Regions from separate parts of the Homo sapiens genome. Here region 2 is linked to region 1. A link is a contact called in ENCODE Hi-C data. All regions are on one chromosome and are shown on one strand. Each heading gives the region's core, a stretch centred on a gene start or an enhancer-like site at or near the end of the contact. The rest is flanking DNA. Distances are from core to core; before and after follow the strand shown. Region 1 overlaps GUCY2C (guanylate cyclase 2C). Region 2 holds the start of LINC01489 (long intergenic non-protein coding RNA 1489).

Region 1 (6,103 bases), core at 2,497-4,996:
ATCCTCCCAAGTACCTGGGACTACAGGAACATACCAGCACATCCAGATAATTTTTAAATTTTTAATAGAGACTGGGTCTCACTATGTTGCCCAGGCTGGTCTCAAACTCCTGACCTCAAGGAGTCCTTCCACCTTGGCCTCCCAAAGCATATTCGTTTTTTCTGGAAATTGATTTTTGTTTATTTGTTTGAGATGGGGTCTCACTCTGTCGCCTAGGCTTTGGCACAGTGGCACAATCACAGCTCACTGCATCCTTGAACTCCTCAGCTCTAGTGATCCTCCCACCTCAGCCTCCTAAGTAGCTGGGACTACAGGCATGCCACCATGCACAGCTAATTTTTTAATTTTTTCTGTAGAGGTGTGGTCTCTCTATGTTGTCTAGGCTGGTCACAGATTCCTGGGCTCAAGCAAGTCTCCTGCCTTGGTCCCCCAAAGCCCCAAAGTGTTGGAATTACAGGCAAGAGCCATCATACCCAACCAAGAATTGATTTTAGTAAAGAAAAATCTAAGCATTTGTTATATACGAAGGAATATATTGCATTTGCTTGGCAAGGTAGAGGCACAATGTGCTGCATGAAGTAGATGCTCAATAAATATTGATGACAGTGGTAGCAGTAGAAATATATAGAAGAGAGAAAATAAGCACTGGGAGACATGGCTGGGGCTTACGAAACCACAGGAGGCAGGATGGTATTTTGGTAGTGTACTGACAATGTGATACTAGTTTGTCCTGGCAAATCATGCTGGCAAGGAAAAGGATAAGGTTGGGGTCAGACAGACTTGGGTTACAATTGAAATTATGTTAATCATTCTCAGTATAAGTTGAGTAGAAAGCTACCTGATCCTTCTAGCCCTCAGAAAGATAAAGATACAAATTGAAAATGGAATACCAACCGTGCCAAGAGGGTTTCTGAAATAATTTGGGATGATGTCATGTTAAGCGTTTAGCAATCATGGTACATGGTAGGTATACAATTTGGGATTGTCATTATTCTTACTGTGTAATTGTTTGTGGTATTGCTATTAGGCCCCTATATTGGGAAAGGTGATACACATCAATGGACTTGTGAATGGGCGTGCCCTCACCACTTCTTTTGTCAAAGGATAACAATGTTCCAGAAGAAGGAAATTTGAGAAAATCAAGACCCCTCAACTCTCCCGAATCTTCACCTTGCCCACAAGGCTTTAGCTATTTATTGGAACTTTTCCACAGGGACCCAAAACCAAACTCCAACACCCAAGCTTGGCACTACAAGCCAAATCTAAAACTAGGTCCCGCAGGCTACTACTCTGAGCTGGAATGAGAATCTATGGAGAAAAACCTAGGGATCCCCATCACATCACGCAGGGCCCTGAAAACTGATGCCAGGCCTTCTTTCTTCCCACGTGAGATTATATTTCTTGTGTGAGGGCATTCTTGCATTGCTATAAAGAAAAACCTGAGACTGGGTTATTTATAAGAAAAGAGGTTTAATTGGCTCATGGTTCTGCAGGCTGTAAGGGAAGAATAGCACCTGCATCTGCTTCTGGGGAGGCCTCAGGAAGCTTTCACTCATGGCAGAAGACAAAGCAGGAGCAGGCACTTCATACAGCAAAAGCAGGAGTAAGAAAGAGAGTGGCAGGGGCAGGTGCCACACCTTTTTAAATGACCAGATCTTGTGACAACTCAGTATCGCAAAGACAGCACCAAGCCATGAGGGATCCACCCCTGTGACCCAGACACCTGGTCGGGGGCCAGGACTCCAGCACTGGGGATTAAAATTCAACATGAGATTTGGGTGGGGACAAATATCCAAACTATACCATTTCTTATCTCTCTGATGTTATTTTTAAGTGTTCTTTCATTAAAATAGCCACAATTGTTTCTTCTTGATTTAGGATTCTTGTCTCAGGTGTTGTTGATATCCTGAATCAACGGGAAACAAATAGGCTGTGTACTAGCTGGGATTTTTATTTGTCAATTTGCATTTCCAGCTTTGAGAATTCACGTGAGTGGCTCCACCATAGCCATCCTGAAGAGAACTGAGTGCCAGTTCCTTTATGAAGTGAGAGGAGAAACATACTTAAAGGTAAGGAGTCCACAGAGACAATGCATAGGAAAAGCTCTCAGACACGCTTGGGCCACCTCCTTTGAGACTTGGCCAGGAAAGTTGAGCATGCTAATCCTCTTCTGTACTCATCACGATGAGCACCCTCCATCCTCTGCAAGAGAAATGACCACCAAAAAATGTGAACTCAAAACTTGCCTTTACTCCAAAGAGCCCTTTTGAGATTTTGAACTCTGCCAGCATTTCCTCTGCCATATCCAGGTTTTGTATCCAGTTCCTCCTCCAAACACAAGAGCTACATACAGTCTGGTCCAGGACTTATTTAATTTGAATCAAAACCCTTGTCCCCCCACTTACTTCCCTACTCTTACTACACACTGCTGCTATGATCTGAGGTCACCTCTCTTGCCAGTTGCTTTACTATTCGGAAGCTCTAGAATCACAAGGAGTGAATGACAAGGTGTGGCCCCATTCTCCTCCTCTTCCTCATCTGGAAGCTTGTTAAAATGCAGATGTGTGGACACTCTACCAGGCCTACTATGCAAGATTCTCTGTGGGCGTAGATCAGAAATCTATATTTTTAACAAGATAATGTGTTTGTGACCACACTAATATTTGAGAATCGCTATTCCAGATTCTTCATGCAGTTCCTCACATTTAAAACAGCTGCCCTCCATAGCCATCAGTTGTCTCCAAATGCTTCTCAGGCTGCTTTTCCAAAGTTATTGGAATCTTTTCACAACTGGCAAAGCCAGCTATTAACTGTAAGTTACCTGTCTCCGGTAGCCATAATGCTTCTGGCCTTTACATTTGGATTGCACCTTGGAAAAGTCTCCTTTTACGTAAAAGTGTCCTAACATCACACTTGCTTTTTGAGTCCTCCATAAGTACATTTTTTACAAAGAACACTTACCCCAAAATAGAACCAGTTTATGGATTGCTATGGTCCAAACACAGCCAGTGAACCACTACTTTTTTAAATGAGTTTAACAATATATATCAATTATATATATATATATATCAATCACTCATTTTTAAATTATTGATATATATTATAGATATATATTATTAAACTCATTTTTTAAAAATAGTGGTTCACTGGCTGTGTTTGGGCCATATGTATTTTGTATCTCTTTTTCAAATACCAGCTTTAGCAAAAACAGGGTTTCCAGTATTCCAGTAAATTTCCATACATTCCGTAGCCTCCAGATGGGCCCCAGAAATGCCACTTAATGAGTTCTTAATTGTGATGTACATGTGTTTGTAATAAGATAGGGAAACTGTAGCAAAAGTTTTGTAGCAAAACTTTATTGCAAAAAGGGCTAGAAGGAAATATGGACAATGACAACCAGTTGGATTTGTTGACGTAGCAGAATTGTAGATGAATTTTCTTCCTTTTTAAGTTAGAGTTCTTGTGATGTTGCTAGAGTGATATTTTAAAATGTCTTTTGGGGAAAAAAAAGAAAACTCTACTTTGAGAAAAGGATGTCTGCTGAATGAGAAACTTATTTTTAAAAAGGCACTTGGAAATAAAAATCTGTCTAGAGATAATGCAAATCATAACAGGAATGTGTGATGTGCTTAAATATTGGCACTGATGAGAAATGCGGAAGTGAAACATGTCACAGAAACAGATCATTATGGAAACAGTGGTCTACAACTGAACTGACTCCTTGGACTCCGTGGTACGTAACTCTTTTGTCTTACCAGGGAAGAGGAAATGAGACTACCTACTGGCTGACTGGGATGAAGGACCAGAAATTCAACCTGCCAACCCCTCCTACTGTGTAAGCTTCTGGGTGTGGCAGGGACAGGGAGGAAATTAGAGATCTTGGCTTTGTTAGTTACAGCCAATTTAAATTGGCAAATGCCTTACAAGTGGCATATATTGCATAAGAAGTAAGGGACTATACATGAGAAGGTTTAGAAACCTCCCTTCCTAGACTGCAAGAAGGGGATTATCCTGAAACCCTGCATTTTCCTGAGACCTCAATGAAACAGAAAAGTATTTAGCCTTGGCTTCCCTGTCTGGAACACAGACTTGCTTCCCTGAATCAGATGTGGGGGCTCAGTATAAAACTACCTTTTTTTTTTTCCACTGTGGATCCTTTATCCCAAGAGGGAGCTTCCACCTGGAAAAGAGGAAGAATGAACAGACTATTTAGAACTTGAGGAGATTTTGTTATTTCATTTATTTCATTTTATTTACTGGCTCTGTATTCATGATATTTTTAACTGTCAAAATTATGTTTTAAATGCCTTATCTGCATTAAAGTATACTTAACTTATAGTTTATGCAGAAAATATACTATATATTAGACAAGAATGAGTTAAAAGTTTCCTGAGTCTGGGTATGAGCTTCTACCTATTCTGTCCACTTTCTTAGACTGTACCAGTCATCATCTTGTTCTTGCTGAAAAACTGACTATATTGCCCTGCAATAAAGCATGGCAAAGCTAGCGTTGTGTTCCAGGCTTGCTCGGGAGAACAGAAGACACTTTAGAGTTCACTTCATGCATGTCTTGTTCTGACAAGAGTGGAGCATACTGGGGGCAAAGAGGCTCTCTGCATTCCACTCCTGTCTTCATCTTTCTGTTGAGTTGCCTGATGAAAACAGGACCTGCCCCAACCCCAAGACTGCGGTTCTGGGTCTTAACATGAAGTCTGTGTTCTCCCTGAGATGAGGAAGACAAAGTTTCAGGGTTAACTGACAGGTTTCACTTCTCCTAAAGGTGACTCAAGCTGTCACCCAGTTGCCTGTCAATACATGTTACTGCAGCCATATGGCCATTTCCTTGGCTTTTGCTATGGTTGAGAAACTCTGTCTTGCAGAGGCCTAGATGTCAGACCCAGAGAGATGGCAACCTTCTAGAAAAGCCAAAACAACCCAAATCTTCCCTGGGGCATGAGAAACCTGGCTCCTTACTTGGAGTGTTCCAGGTCCATTCTAAACTCGTGGTCCCCTCCACCATTCTAAGCCTTCCCCAAACAAGACTCACACTGTTAAGTATGTGTGGGACCAATGAGTTTTCAGGGTTGTGTGGCAGGGGCCTAGCATCCTCCCAGCTTCTTTTCCCCTTCCTGCAGTGGCATATGTAAACCTAGATCCTCCCAACCATGCCTCCAAATTCCAGCAGCATATTGTTTCACTTTGAAATTGAAGCCTAATTTCCTAGCAGAGATAACAGTTTTTTAAGCTCATCAAAGGCAGGGATCATTTTGTATTCTTTGGATTTCCTGTGTCTAGCACAGAATAGGCATTCAAAGAGTAACTGACTAACTGAACTGATTATTCTGGAGCTAAGGAATATTCTGTATGAATTGCTGAGAAGTTCTATTTTCTCTTCCCACTCTGTTTCCAGGGAGAATCAACAGCGTTTGCAAGCAGAATTTTCAGACATGATTGCCAACTCTTTACAGAAAAGACAGGCAGCAGGGATAAGAAGCCAAAAACCCAGACGGGTAGCCAGCTATAAAAAAGGCACTCTGGAATACTTGCAGCTGAATACCACAGACAAGGAGAGCACCTATTTTTAAACCTAAATGAGGTATAAGGACTCACACAAATTAAAATACAGCTGCACTGAGGCAGCGACCTCAAGTGTCCTGAAAGCTTACATTTTCCTGAGACCTCAATGAAGCAGAAATGTACTTAGGCTTGGCTGCCCTGTCTGGAACATGGACTTTCTTGCATGAATCAGATGTGTGTTCTCAGTGAAATAACTACCTTCCACTCTGGAACCTTATTCCAGCAGTTGTTCCAGGGAGCTTCTACCTGGAAAAGAAAAGAAATGAATAGACTATCTAGAACTTGAGAAGATTTTATTCTTATTTCATTTATTTTTTGTTTGTTTATTTTTATCGTTTTTGTTTACTGGCTTTCCTTCTGTATTCATAAGATTTTTTAAATTGTCATAATTATATTTTAAATACCCATCTTCATTAAAGTATATTTAACTCATAATTTTTGCAGAAAATATGCTATATATTAGGCAAGAATAAAAGCTAAAGGTTTCCCAAAACTGTGTATGCGTTTCTACCTATTTTGCCCATTT
Region 2 (6,103 bases), core at 2,245-4,744, 390 kb before region 1:
AAATTGTAGTGTACACAACAACCACCTGGAAGGCTTATGAAAACACAGAGTCCTAGTTCCTAGTGTCAGAGTTTCTGATTCAGTAGGTCTTGGATAGGGCTCAAGAATTTGCATTCTCACCCAGCTTCCAGGTGATTCTGATTCTGCTGGCAGCACACTAAAGAAAACCATTGACTTATGGTCCTTCTGTCCTGGTCCTCCCTTTTGGTCAAATGGTGACAGCCTTTCTGCAAAATGAACCCAGTATGAAACACATGTAAATAAAGAGAGAAGGAGGGACACACAAAGAGAGACCAAAACAAGGTTGTTTGGCTCTGGGATACATTAGGATCTGAAGCCGGCTCTATATTCCATCTTGCAAAGTTACAACTATACATTTTGCTAAGCTAGTGTGAGTTGGGTTTATGCCATTTGCAACAAAATAAGACAGCCAATAAAATCCCAGTAAAATGTAAAATTATAAAAGTATCCACTCAAGAGCATTTCTCTTTGCTCCTATACATCATCAGAGAAGTTATTTCTCTACCTCAGTTTATCACCTTAATCAACAACAAATATCCATTACCAACTTGACAACCACCATTTGCTTGTTTAGAGAGATTTGTTGGTAGTTGAAGCAGACAGAAATTCCTCCAGGTAGTTGTAGGCACAGAAGGCAAAGTTGAGCATATGTTTGGCAAGCCCAGAATCATGCATCCATTTCCTTAACAAATATTTGTTAAACACCAACGTGCTACTCACTGTGCCAAGTGCTGGAATGAAACAGTGAAAAGCCCCTGTCTAGTTGGAGTGACAGAAATAAGCACTTACAAAAGAGTTAGATCAGATATGTGAGGTCATCAAGATGGTACCACCGGCCCTGGAGTGAACAAACAGGGGACACCAGGGCACCAGGCATGTGCTCTGCAAGCCATCACTCTGAGACAAGTTTTGAGTGATGGTGAGAAAACAGTGGATGTGAGGGGCAGACAGATGTTAGTGTTTAGGGGACAGGCTTTGGGCCTTGAATAGACTTTGATTGGAGGCACGGCTCTACTACCCGTTAGTCTACTTAATTACATTGAACAGTTAACTCCCTAAGCTTCAATTTCTCTTATTTATAAATTAGACTCTTTATGTTAGCTATTTTAGGTAACACTGTGATAAGAATTGCACATTGTTCACAAACATATAAATATTCTATCCATGTTTGCCAAATAAAGTACCCCCAAATTACATAATTTTAGAAATACAGTAAAGAAAGCCCTGTCTTCCACTGGAAAGCTACATACAGAGGAAATGTGAAACCTAAAGTTTCAAAGACTGAAGTGACATGAAAATTAAATAAAGGAGGAACTTTTGAATGATCAATAGCTTCAGAGCTGAACCTCTAAAGGACTTCTTTAAGAATCAATACTGATACCATAACATTGATCCAAAAAGATAAGAAACGGCATCCTATCTTTTTATGAAAATGGAAAAGTCATATAAATTTAAAAGAAGCTGTGAGAACCGTGGGAGATTAGACACAGTAAAAGACACAAATCGTATTTGTCCCTCATTAATGTAAAGCAGGGGAATTGCCCTGCAGGTTTCCATGTGAGAATATGTTATGCTTTATGGTGGAAGGAGGGTAAAAAAGTCAAAACAACCAGACTTTACCCCTAGATTTAACTAAGGACTAGCTCGACCACATTCTAGTTGTGGGGCATTTAATTATGAGCTCAAGACTGGTGATCAGTGCTCTTATTATAATACCTACTCCACAAGTGTGTGAAGAATCAAGTGCCTAGCATCCTGTCTTGCGCCTCGGAGGCACTCAATAGACAGGAGTTTAAGTCATTGCTGAGAGGAAGATAAATGAACTTATGACTTCTCTGCAGGTCAAGCAACTCACTATACCGATGGCTTCAACCTTCCCACTGCATCATTTCTTCATGTTTTGCAGATCATGAGAAAATGCTGTCATTAGCCAAGTCAGATTGTCTTCTGAACCTTAGGTCAACAACTCTGCCACAGAAAGCCTGCTATGGGCATAATTGTGAAATTAAAGAGAATTTCTGCAATCTCAGATGGCACTTTCTGTCCTCCTTCTGGTCCCACCCCAGGTGTTCTTAATGAACAATCAGCTGTCGGAAAGCTGCCCTAATTCTGCCCCACAGGAAAGAACAACTTCTTAAAGTGTGGTTCTCAAACTCCATGTGTCAGCATCCCCTCAGACGCCACAGGGACAAGCGAGTGGGCTGTCGAGATTGGAACATCCTGAAAACTGCTCAAAATATTCCACATGAAAAAACAAAGAAGTATTTTACCTGTGCGGGGATAGGATTGCAGACCCACAGGAAGTTTTTCTCCACTCTATTATCACAGAAAGGGATGCTCTGAGAATTCATGAACGATTGGGGTTTCTGTTCTGCATTTTTAAAAAGAGGGAGTTTGAAAGTAAGAGAACATTAATCCGATGGAAATGTGTTAAAAATTGATAAGTAAGACTGGAGCATTTGTATTTTGTGTAAATCTCTATTTGTTTTATGTGTTTAAATACCCACCAACAGAAAAACATTTTTAAATTAAAAGAAACCCCACTATCATTTTAAATTAAATTAAAAGAAGTCCTGCAAGTTTGTGAATTGTTAAGAGCTTTGAAATATAGAATTTGCAGAAACACACATAGCTGTAGGATAAAGAACATGATCCATCAGAGTCCGGGTCAGGAAACTAGAAAGCATATTATAACAGATGGAATGTATTATAAATTAATTATAATCAGTTATAAGGAATTGGCTAAGCTAAATAGAGAAGGTAGAATAAAGGGAAGAAATTGCGGTTCCGTCCCAGGTGTTCCTAATGAGCAATCAGCTGTCTGAAAGCTGCCCTAATCAGAGAAGATGCCCGGCAGAGCCATTGTCAGACTCGGACCAGATCTCTGAGGAGAGGGCACTGCCTGGCTGCTATGGGTAACTTTGCAGAAAAAGTGTAGAAAGAAGGTGGAGACTAGAACCAGACCAATTGCTGCTGCCAAGAGAGGGCGGTTGTTGCTGGCGGATGCCGCTGCCAGGAACAGGGACTTCTCCTTCCCTCCCTCCCTTTCTAGCCTTCCAGCAAGCATCCAGTGCCTCCCTCTCAGAGAAGCCTCACAGGCAGCCAAAACTCTATTTCCTATCATCCCAGCCCCAGTGCCATAAAGCTGAGTAAGGAAAGGTGGGTTTGAAGTAGAGAGACAATAGCTTCATAAACCAGCACACTGTCTTCTTAGGAAACCCTTCAAGTAAACTGAAGTAGATTAAAAAAAAAAATCACAGCAGATGCTTCAGCTGGTAACTGCAGTTTGCAAACAAAGAACCGCACTGCTGTAACCCGAGTGGGGAAGCCTCTGCTTATGCCATAGTGATCTTTGCAACTATCCATGCACACAAATAATTTTCTCATGTATTTACTCACCCAGGAAGTATTTACTGAGTTCCTTCTATTTCTAGGCATTTCCTAGGAAGTGGAGTGGGTATAACAGTGAACAACACAGGCAAATTCCCTGTCCTTGTGGAGGTGATGTTGTAACAGGATAGGCAGACAACAAGCATGCTAAAAATAGCCGGTAGTGCTAAGTGTAAAAAGACTGAAGATATGTGGGAACAAAGGGGTATCCAATCCACTTCCTTTTCCTAATGCAACAAACACATAACATTTTAATAAAAACAACTGATTATGCTAGCTCACATGGGCTAATATTTTACATTAACTTTCTTTCATAAGCCATCATTTCATCTGTCGGTGGTTCATACTAAGCAGCCTGGCTCACATCATATCTCTTAAAACAATAAGACCCAGAACCCTAAGATTCACCACTTCTGGTGAGAGCCAAAGTACATATACATGAGCTCCAGCCCTGCACACTGAGGTGGATGAGCTTCAGGACATTCTCTTTAAGACTGTTCTTGTGTCCCAGACATAGCATGTAGGGGTCTGAAATAATCCTCAAAGAGCTTTAATGATGAACTTTGCAAGAGAAGATATTTGGGAGAAGTAGAAAACCAGAGGACATGTTTCAGAGACTGGTCCTTCTTTTCAAACTTCAGGGGAAAATCACCTACTTGTATCTTAGCGTATAGTTGGTTGCCTGAATGAAATAATTTCAAATGATGGTTATTCTAATTCTGTCATATTTTTTACTTTAGGCAAAATAAATATTACAAATGTCTTGACTCCAATTTGTTTTGCTTCTTCAAGGCACCATAACTACTGAAATATTGAGGATATAAATCAAACCTGTTGTGTACATATTTCTTGTGGTGACCTATGTTAGAAAAATAACTGAGGCTGTAGCATGCATTTACTAATCCTTCATTTAAATGCCATGCAGCAGCTGCAGATTATGTATACTGAAATGATGATCATGCTGTGGATAGAAGCTTTAATTATTTGGGGATGGGGATTTTTTAAAACCACACTTCTCAGTATGTTCCTTCTTATACCTAACATTAAAACATTTTTCACTCCTTTTCTGAAAATCTAATAATACTGGCCACTGTATGTAAATGACCTCTAAAGTGACGCATGCTTTCCCAAGTGTGGCACAATCTCTGGTTTCACATAGCTGGCTTCACTCAGTTCCATCACCTACTTGCCTTTGGAGGCATTTGAGTTTTGCAAACTCTGTACTTAGTGAATAGCTCAGAAGAGATATTAAATATGTTTAATAATCAATAAGGCATGGGCAATAAATAGGTGAGGTCCTAGAAGTCCGATGCAGTGTTAGGCATTAGCCCATTAACTTCTAATTGTGAGAAGAGGCTAAGTTGAAGGGATATGGGGGATGCCTAGGGGGATCATGACAGGAGTTATTAACCCGTCATTTAAATATCAATATCTGAACTACCTATATGGCCGTATCAACTGAATATCAGATCTAGGTGTGTATTCATTAGGTGAAGAAGTCGTGAAACTCCTTCGTGAGTTTAAAATATGAAAGATAATTTTGACATAAGGAAATATATTGAAAAAATCTGAGAGGTGAAGTGAAGAAAGAAGGGATGGTGCCTTCAGATACACAGAACTAGAGGTAGAGGAAAGAGTATGTGTGCGTGTGTGTGTGTGTGTGTGTGTGTGTGTGTGTACCAAAGCCTAAGGAAAGCCTGAAGAGATAACAAATAATATTGTTTCTGAAGGCCTGAGCTTTGAACTTTGAGCTGCTTAAGATGCTACATGTACAAAACAGCTGATTTCTCCTTTAAAATGGATAAGAAAAGCAATGATTCCCTCAACCTGGTTCATAGTCCTGAAGTAGTAATAGAAGAACTAGGACAACAGGTACCTCTATCAGATCCCTTATCCCACTTATCTGTCTCTTTCCACTGGACTAAGAGTTTCTTTCATCTTTGTTTCCCAAAACCTAAGACAGTGCCTGGCAGATAATGTGCCTTCTCTGGCTCCCTTCCAACCTCAGAATGATTCAGGCTTTCTTTGTGCCAGTTTATCTGGCTCAACTGGAAGGTCTTTAAGGGAATGGGCCATGTTTTCATTACTTAACATTGTGCATAGTGCCTGACTCAGAGTAAGGCTTAATATATTTGTTGAATAAATAAGCGAATGAATATCAATCAATGAACTACCTTGGCAAACACTTGTGAGAAAAATCTGTAAGACTAAGAATTTATTTGCTCAAAGTATGCTGCCAATTTATGAAATAATAGGGCAGACATTAGTGATTGGCTACCCAAAAGTCATTCCTGATCCCTTCATTCTTGTGGTCTTCTTGTACAGCACTTAATAAGTGCATATTACATTCCAGAGCAGATGGAGGTCCTCAGTTAGCCCTTGATTTATTGATTGGAAGGAGCAGAAACTGTCTCCAACTTCCTTTGTAAATTCCTACTCTAAAAAGTAGATGTACAATAATTTCCATTACATGAAACCAACATCATAAAGAACATGAAGGAAAGAGCATTTTGTGAGAATCGGAAAACCATATGAGCACTAATGAAATAGAACAATTTAACATCAAAAGAAAGCTGTCAAGTTGTTCAAGATGCTGGATTGGGTGCAGACATTTATGTCCTGTGCTTCCCAGAACACAATGCAATAGTTCAGAAACACACACATAAAGTCAAGAAAACAGCAGGGATGGGGG

The links. A loop is a pair of places that touch in the nucleus more often than their neighbours do. Pooled maps may share reads with other maps.
Region 2: a map with no recorded cell type shows a loop between it and region 1 (2.4-fold over the local background). The contact joins the promoter of LINC01489 here to the enhancer-like site in region 1. A Hi-C loop is called at or near these places in 3 of 168 maps with a recorded cell type or tissue (GM12878, Right ventricle myocardium inferior and heart right ventricle), 6 of 37 single-sample maps with no recorded cell type and 9 of 50 pooled maps.

The regions. Positions count from the first base shown.
Region 1 is chr12:14,612,599-14,618,701 of GRCh38, reverse strand. It overlaps GUCY2C (guanylate cyclase 2C), which reads left to right. Exons shown (of 27, transcript NM_004963.4): 25 at 1,975-2,069; 26 at 3,759-3,835; 27 at 5,411-6,070. The coding sequence ends at 5,585. PLBD1-AS1 (PLBD1 antisense RNA 1) reads right to left here. Exons shown (of 6, transcript NR_120465.1): 3 at 5,776-5,823; 4 at 4,132-4,180. Among named protein-coding and RNA genes, the nearest start is that of PLBD1, 48 kb to the right of the region's middle. RefSeq lists a silencer at 3,802-3,851 and enhancers at 4,384-4,633, 4,654-4,753, 4,764-4,813. Within about 2 kb of position 3,746, at least 7 of the 41 ENCODE cell types and tissues checked have a DNase peak (open chromatin) inside an H3K27ac peak, as active enhancers do; they include GM12878 and heart right ventricle, where a contact is called at or near this core.
Region 2 is chr12:14,999,224-15,005,326 of GRCh38, reverse strand. It overlaps LINC01489 (long intergenic non-protein coding RNA 1489), which reads right to left and starts at 3,494. Exons shown (of 4, transcript NR_120466.1): 1 at 3,421-3,494; 2 at 2,292-2,392; 3 at 121-227.